Linked DNA regions of Homo sapiens: region 1 is linked to region 2. The links are chromatin contacts, found by Hi-C or POLR2A ChIA-PET in ENCODE. All regions are on one chromosome and are shown on one strand. Each heading gives the region's core, a stretch centred on a gene start or an enhancer-like site at or near the end of the contact. The rest is flanking DNA. Distances are from core to core; before and after follow the strand shown. Region 1 overlaps ADGRL1 (adhesion G protein-coupled receptor L1). Region 2 holds the start of MISP3 (MISP family member 3).

The links. Hi-C counts contacts between places; a loop is a spot of excess contacts on that map. ChIA-PET counts read pairs that join two places held with the same protein, here RNA polymerase II (POLR2A). Pooled maps may share reads with other maps.
Region 1: a loop to region 2 is called in a pooled map, with 2.2 times the contacts of the local background. The contact joins the enhancer-like site here to the promoter of MISP3 in region 2. A Hi-C loop is called at or near these places in 2 of 50 pooled maps. POLR2A ChIA-PET finds 5 or more read pairs at or near these places in 4 of 52 experiments (K562, activated CD4-positive, alpha-beta T cell, activated naive CD4-positive, alpha-beta T cell and 1 more).

Annotation. Positions count from the first base shown.
Region 1 is chr19:14,165,758-14,169,039 of GRCh38, forward strand. The region is part of intron 4 of ADGRL1 (adhesion G protein-coupled receptor L1); the gene reads right to left. It overlaps ADGRL1-AS1 (ADGRL1 antisense RNA 1), which reads left to right. Exons shown (of 3, transcript NR_045214.1): 3 at 3,020-3,282. Among named protein-coding and RNA genes, the nearest start is that of ADGRL1-AS1, 30 kb to the left of the region's middle. RefSeq lists an enhancer at 1,694-2,193 and a silencer at 2,064-2,253. Within about 2 kb of position 1,579, at least 7 of the 41 ENCODE cell types and tissues checked have a DNase peak (open chromatin) inside an H3K27ac peak, as active enhancers do.
Region 2 is chr19:14,071,052-14,074,201 of GRCh38, forward strand. It overlaps MISP3 (MISP family member 3), which reads left to right and starts at 1,735. Exons shown (of 3, transcript NM_001291291.2): 1 at 1,735-2,826. The coding sequence starts at 2,259. It overlaps MIR1199 (microRNA 1199), which reads left to right and starts at 2,310; the gene lies at 2,310-2,428. It also overlaps the pseudogene EEF1DP1. RefSeq lists silencers at 1,554-1,723, 2,294-2,703 and an enhancer at 2,891-3,150.

The DNA of each region.
Region 1 (3,282 bases), core at 329-2,828, 95 kb after region 2:
CTGAGATGGGGGAGAGGGGAAGACGGGGAGGGGAGCAGCTCAGAGGGACCCTGCCCCACCTCCTTCGGAAGGGATGCTCCACAGACCACTGTAATTTCAAGGCAAAAGGGATCCCTAAAGGCCATGTCCTCCAGCCCTGCCTGCTGCTGCCGGCCTCAGATGGGTAAATTTCCCAAAACTTTCTGGAGAGGAAATGGTCATCCCTAACATCTCACCCTAGAAGCCCCTCAGCAGCAGCACCTCCGCTCCCCCCAATAACAGCCAGTAATGGCCAGCCCCATCCACTAGGGAGTTCTCTGCTAGAAATTACGGAGTCTGTGGAAGTCCCCAGACTGTGCCCCCGCCGCCCGCCGCCCATCTCCCTGGTCCTCTAACCACAACAGCCCAGAAGAAACCCTGACTGCAGCTTTGCAAGTGTGAAAGAAACAGAGAACACGCTCCCCCACCCTTCGCTCCCCCAACCACGAGGCCCGCCCCCGCCCCCTCGCCCTCATTTTTTCATTTTTTGGCAGGCTGCCCCCTCCCAGGGCTGGGGACAGCTGACACCCCTCCCCAGGGCTGGGCCCCCAGCTGGTCAGAGATGGGGATCAGGTTGGGGGTGGGGAGGACTGGTGCTCCATGCTCCAAAACAGCTCTGGGCCTTGGAAACATCAAACCAGAAGGAACTTAAGCCACCAGGAGCCCGAGACATAGGAGAATCTGCTCCCCAAAAGGAAAACAATGGTGTCCCCTCCAGCCCGCCTCCCATGAACCAGAAACATGTTATAAAAGGTACAGGGGAAGGAGGAAGAGAGAGGGGAGAGACAGAGAGAGAGAGAGAGAGAAAGAGAGAGAGAGAGAGAGACAGCTCACCCGGTGCCCCAGTGGGGGAGCCGGGGAAGGGAGTCCCTCCCTCCCCACCCGCCCTGGATGCTTATACACTTCTCCTGAAGGAGGCAAAAGAAGTATGAGAAAAGGCCAGGTCCCCCGAAAGGGCCAGGGACCAGGAAGGAGGGACAGAGAGAGACAGAAACAGCGAGAGAGAGAAAATCCTGCCCAAGCTCAGAGAGGAGCTTCCGTGGGTATCTGGAGGGTGGAGATGCCCGTGGCCGCACCAGGGCTGGTCCCACTGGGAGGACAACCCAGGGTGGGGGATACCGACCGGACCAAGTGTGGGTTGGGGAGAGAAGAAGGGGCCGGGGGAGGGCAGGTCACATAAGTATGGTACAGGTAGAACAAAGTGTGAGTTAGGGGTTAGCATTGGTAACAGTGCGTTTACCTTTCTGCTCCACTTCTACTTTAAGCATCGGAAGAGAGAGAGAAAACAAATTGAAAAAAAAAATGTGCAAGAAAAAAAGAGAAAAAAAAAGAGATTAAATTGCTTTCGTTTCTTTTCTGGCAACACGCCCCCTTTTCCTTTCCTTCCTCGCTCCTGCTTCCCCAACCCCTTCCGTAGCATCAGCTCGGGCCCCCGCCCCCAGGTCCCTTCCTCTGGGGGTGGTCAGGTGGGGTGAGAGGGTGCTGGGGAGACAGTCAGAGGGACGAGGGGGACACACACAGGAGGGAGAAGACACAGAAAGACACAGGGGTGGTAGGGGGGTACAGGCAGGCAGACAGAGCCCTCAGGTGGGAGGGGGCACCCTTGGTGCAAGGCGGGGGCAGGGAGTAGGGAGCCCCAGCTGGGAGGTGGGCTCCGGTCAGAGGGGGCACCAGGGAGTGGTGGGGTGGATAAGCCACTCGGCTCCCTTCCCACCCTGCCTGCTGCCCTCCTGCTAGAACCAGGGGCCCCAGGGGAAGGATTTCAGTGTCTCCCAGGGCCTGGGCCCACCCTCAGCCAAGAAACAGGCTGAACTCCTTCCCCTTTATGCTGGCCTCACCCAGGTCCAGCTGACTTCCCCCAAGCCCTCACAACCCAGAAGAAGCAAACACAGAGAGAAGGTGGCAGAGCCAGACACAGAACGACAGGCAGACGGGCAGTTGCACCCGGGCCCCAGAGAGAGCCAGGGTTGGGGAGACGGAGGCAGAGAGGTGGCGGGGGTGGGGGACACAGACTGGGTGGGACAGCAAGTGGGGGCACAGACACGCTCCCAGGCTCCCCAGGGGCAAGTCTGAGGCTCGGCTTCTCTGCTCAACCCACCCAGGGCCCGGGGGCCCAGGAGCTGGGAGCTCCGCCCTGCCCGCTGCCCTGCGGACGGGCGGCACCTAGGGGAGGAAGGGGCGCGGTTAGACTGTGCTCAGCTGCAAAGCAAATCCAGCATTAGTCGGGCTTGTCCACTGTGTGGGAGGGTTCCCACACATCACGTGCCCCCTGCCACCCACCCCTGACCCACCCTCACCAGCACTGGGGTCACCCCCAGCCTCTGAAGCCCTGGGCCAGGTGGCTGCCCAGGCCGCTCCCCCTCTGCATCCCTGGCCCCTCAGGAACTTCTGACTGGAGGGACTGGCTCTCCTGGCCCCTCTCTGAAGGTTCCAGCAGGGAGCTCCGCAGGGGCAGCCTCTGCCTCCCTTCCCAGCGCCTCACCCAGGGCCTGGCACTCAGGAGATGCTCAGTGAACATTTTGGGGACAAGTGAGTGCCTGGCCTCCCTGTCCTCTAGCTACCTCCTGTCCCCGCTTTAACTCCAGCCTCCTTCCTCTGGAGCATCAGGAGTTAGCTCTGCCCCCAACATCCACCCCGTATGTGTGCACACATGTCTGCGCGTGTGTGTGTGTGCGTGTGTCTCCTGTCTCCCCAAGGGCTCAGGCTATCTCTCTTCCATCAGACAGGCAGCCACTCATCCTCTGAACTGTCCTGCCCTCTGTCCCTGGAGCCTGCCTGGTCTCTGTCGGTTGTAGCCCCTGGACCACGCTCAGGGCCTCGGCTCCAGGAGGTTTCTCAGCTCCTCTCCTCCCCTAGCTTCTTTCCTGCGGCTTGACCTGAGCCTCTCGTCTACTTGCTTTGGCTTCCACCTGGACCGAGGAATTTTTCCTGCCCTTTATCTCACCTGCCTCGGGAGAAGTTGGGTCATTATCCGTTGTTATTTTAATTTTGATTACCACAGCAATAATCGTAATTGACAAGAGGCATTACAAGGAGCTGCAACAAAAGCAACGACTACCAAGTGTCCAGCACTCACGAGGGGCCAGCAACTATGCTACGCACCTCACTGGCCGTCTTTTGAGAACCCTGTCTACAGATGGGAAAACTGAGGCACACTGAAGTGAGGCCACATGGCTGGCGAAAGCAGGCACCATTTCCTTTGCATCTACAGCTCGGGTGCACACAAGCTTGACATGCGTTGTCGCTACTCCTTGTGGCTTCCCA
Region 2 (3,150 bases), core at 485-2,984:
TCTATCGAGCTGGACGGGCTGGTCTGGGGGACCTCCAAGCTGATGCCCGTGGGCTACGGTATCCGGAAGCTACAGATTCAGTGTGTGGTGGAGGACGACAAGGTGGGGACTTACTTGCTGGAGGAGGAGATCACTAAATTTGAGGAGCACGTGCAGAGTGTCGATATCGCAGCTTTCAACAAGATCTGAAGCCTGAGTGTGTGTATGTGTGCGCGTGCGTAAGGCCCTGCCACGATTAAAGACTGAGACCGGCAAAAAAAAAAAAAAAAAAAAAAAAGAAAAAAAAAAGAAAGAAAGAAAAGAAAAAGAAAAAGAAAAAAATGTTCCCGTGAAAGGGGGCCAAGAACCCAGCCCAGTTGGCATGGCTGGAGGAAGGACCAGGAGATGATGCAGTGGGGAAGGTGCTATAGAGAAAACTTTTTCCCAGAAGTATACAGCTTATTTATTTATTTATTTATTTATTTATTTTGAGACAGAGTTTTGCTCTTGCTGCCTAGGCTAGAGTGCAGTGGCGCGATCTTGGCTCACTGTAACCTCCACCTCCCAGGTTCAAGTGATTCTCCCACCTCAGCTTCCCGAGTAGCTGGGATTACAGGCGCCCACCACCAGGCCTGGCTAATTTTTTTTTTGTATTTTTAGTAGAGACGGGGTTTGGCCATGCTGGCCAGGCTGGTTTCGAACTGCTGACCTCAGGTGATCCTCCCGCCTCGGCCTCTCAAAGTGCTGGCATCACGGGCATGAGCCTCCATGCCCGGCCGGTAACTGTATTTTTCCTTCTGGGCACCCCAGAATGGTGGGGTTGGGGGCAGGTTCTGGGAAGAGTCTGCTTCCATTAGGGGGAAAGTGGAAAACGTCCCTAGGGGAGGGTGGCCCGCGCAAGGGCATCGATCCTGCCCTTGAACCGCATGATCCGGCCCCAGCTGCTCTTTCCCCCTACCCTGGACGCCTCCTGTTTCCTGTCTGGGCCTCCCCAGGCGCCCGGGCCCAAGGTGACCGCCTTTCAACTGCAACCGCTAAGCTGCGCCCACGGCGCACTGTGTCCGTCTCTCCCTCCTCCCTCAATCCGGGAGTGCCCTTGGCAGCGGACACCTCCCGGATTTTTCCGGGAGGAGAGGGGAAGCCGCTTCTCGGCTTGGCGTGGGGGCAGTGGTGCGCGGCTGGGAACCTCGCTGAGCCCAAGCATTGGTAGGGAGACCCCAGCGGCCAGTAAGGCGGCTCCTGGCGCCCCCTCGGGCCGGAGCTGTGCGCTGCAAGGCTGGATCGGAGGGAGGGCCCAGGGGCCTGAGGAGTCGCTGCCTGCCGGCTGGCACGACCAAGCGGGACTGCCCGGGTCCCGAAAATACGGCTTCGGGGGACACCTCACCAAGCGGCTAGTGGTTCAGAACCCCAGTCCGACGCGCTGCTGGGCCCAGTCTCCGGGACGATGACGGGGACATGGCTCTGAAAAAGTGCCAGGGTGCGCTCAGTAGAACCCAGCACCCAGAATGGCCCCCCAGAGAGCGGGGCCGGGTCTAGGGAAGCCCTCTTCCAAGAAGTCCCGTGCCCTGAGGTGACTGGGCGCGCTAGTTGATGAAACTGAGTGCCCCACCGAGGCGCCCCTGTCCCGAGGGCGGGGCCAGGGCGGGGCGGGAGTCCTCCTGGCAGGTGCCGGGGGCGGTGCCCGGCCCTGCCCCCGGGGGCCGTTCCTGGAGGCCAGAGGCGGGTCAGAGAAGCCGCCGGTGCGGGCGACGCCTTGGAACCCACGGCCGCCACTGCCGCCACAGGTGCCTCACAGTGCCCTCTGTCCTCGCTCTGGGAATCAAAACCCCGGTTGGGAACTGAGGCTTCCGAACTGCTTCCAACCCTGGACACGAAGGCCCCCACCGGCCGGAGAACGAAACCCTGGGGTCGTCTGAAGAGGAGGGCCAGGAGTCCCCAGGGCCAGACAGCGAAGCCCCAGAGCTGCTGCGGAGCTGAACACCGAGGTCCCCAAGCCCTCCGCAAAGGACGTGGAGATCCTGGAGCAAGAGAGCGAAGTCCTCGAGCCATCAGTCGAGCAGGACGCAGAGAGCCCCGGGCTGTCCACAGCTGCGGGCTTTGAGAGTCCTGAGCCAGGCAGAGACGACCCTGGGCCGTCCGAAGCGCAAAGGGCGGAGGTCCAGGGGCAGCATCCCCCTCCAGGCCCTAAGACCTCCTCCTCCAGGTCAGGCTCGGAAGCCCCCCACCTGCGTTTTCCGCCGTGCCCCGAGGCTCCCCAGCGTCCCCCGGAGGAGCGGTTCATGGAGACGCCCATCGAGCGCGAAATCCGCCGCAGCTGCGAACGCGAGGAGAGCCTGCGCCGGAGCCGGGGCCTGAGCCCGGGCCGCGCAGGCCGTGAACTCGTCGAGCTGCGCGTGCGGCCGGTGCTCAACCTGCCGGGTCCTGGCCCCGCGCTCCCGCGCGCCCTGGAGCGGGCGCGGGCGGGCGCGCAGATGCAGCGGGACATCGAGCGGGAGGCCCACCGGCAGGCGGCGCTGGCGCGCCCCGCGGTCCCCGAGCCGCGCGCCCGGTCGCCGCCGCAGCCGCTGGGCGAACTCAAGCGCTTCTTCGAGGCCGCGGCGGGGAGCGGCTCCTCGGCGGGGGCGGGGGACGGCGCGGGCCCGCAGAGGCTGCCAGAGCCTGGGGGACGGCCGCGCTCGGCCGTGCAGGGCGGGTGCCGGGTGCTGGGCAGCGCCCCGCCGCCTTTCACTCCGTCACTGCTGGAGCAGGAGGTGCGCGCCGTGCGCGAGCGCGAGCAGGAACTGCAGCGCCAGCGGCGCAGCGTCTATGGCACCGCGGAGTTCAAGGAGCCTACGCCGAGCCTCACCGGTAAGCCGCGGGCGTAGCAACGCCGGGACCCCCAGGGTTCCAGCCGCCCCCACCGATTGCCCAACTTCAGTGGCCCCTCCTGTGGCCCTCCGATTCTCGGGGTCTCTCCCTCCAAGCTCCCAGACCCCCTCTCAATTTTGTCTCTTGCCTACCCCTTCTGGAGCTCCATTACTCGCTGTGATCCACCCCTCCACCGGGAGTGATGGACTCTCTGATCCACACCACCCAGGCTGCGCGGGGGTGGGGGCATTCCAGATGTCTTCCTTTTTGTCGGGTTCCAGGGAACCCTGACTGGGTTCTGGCACTCCTGGGTCCTCCCTCTGA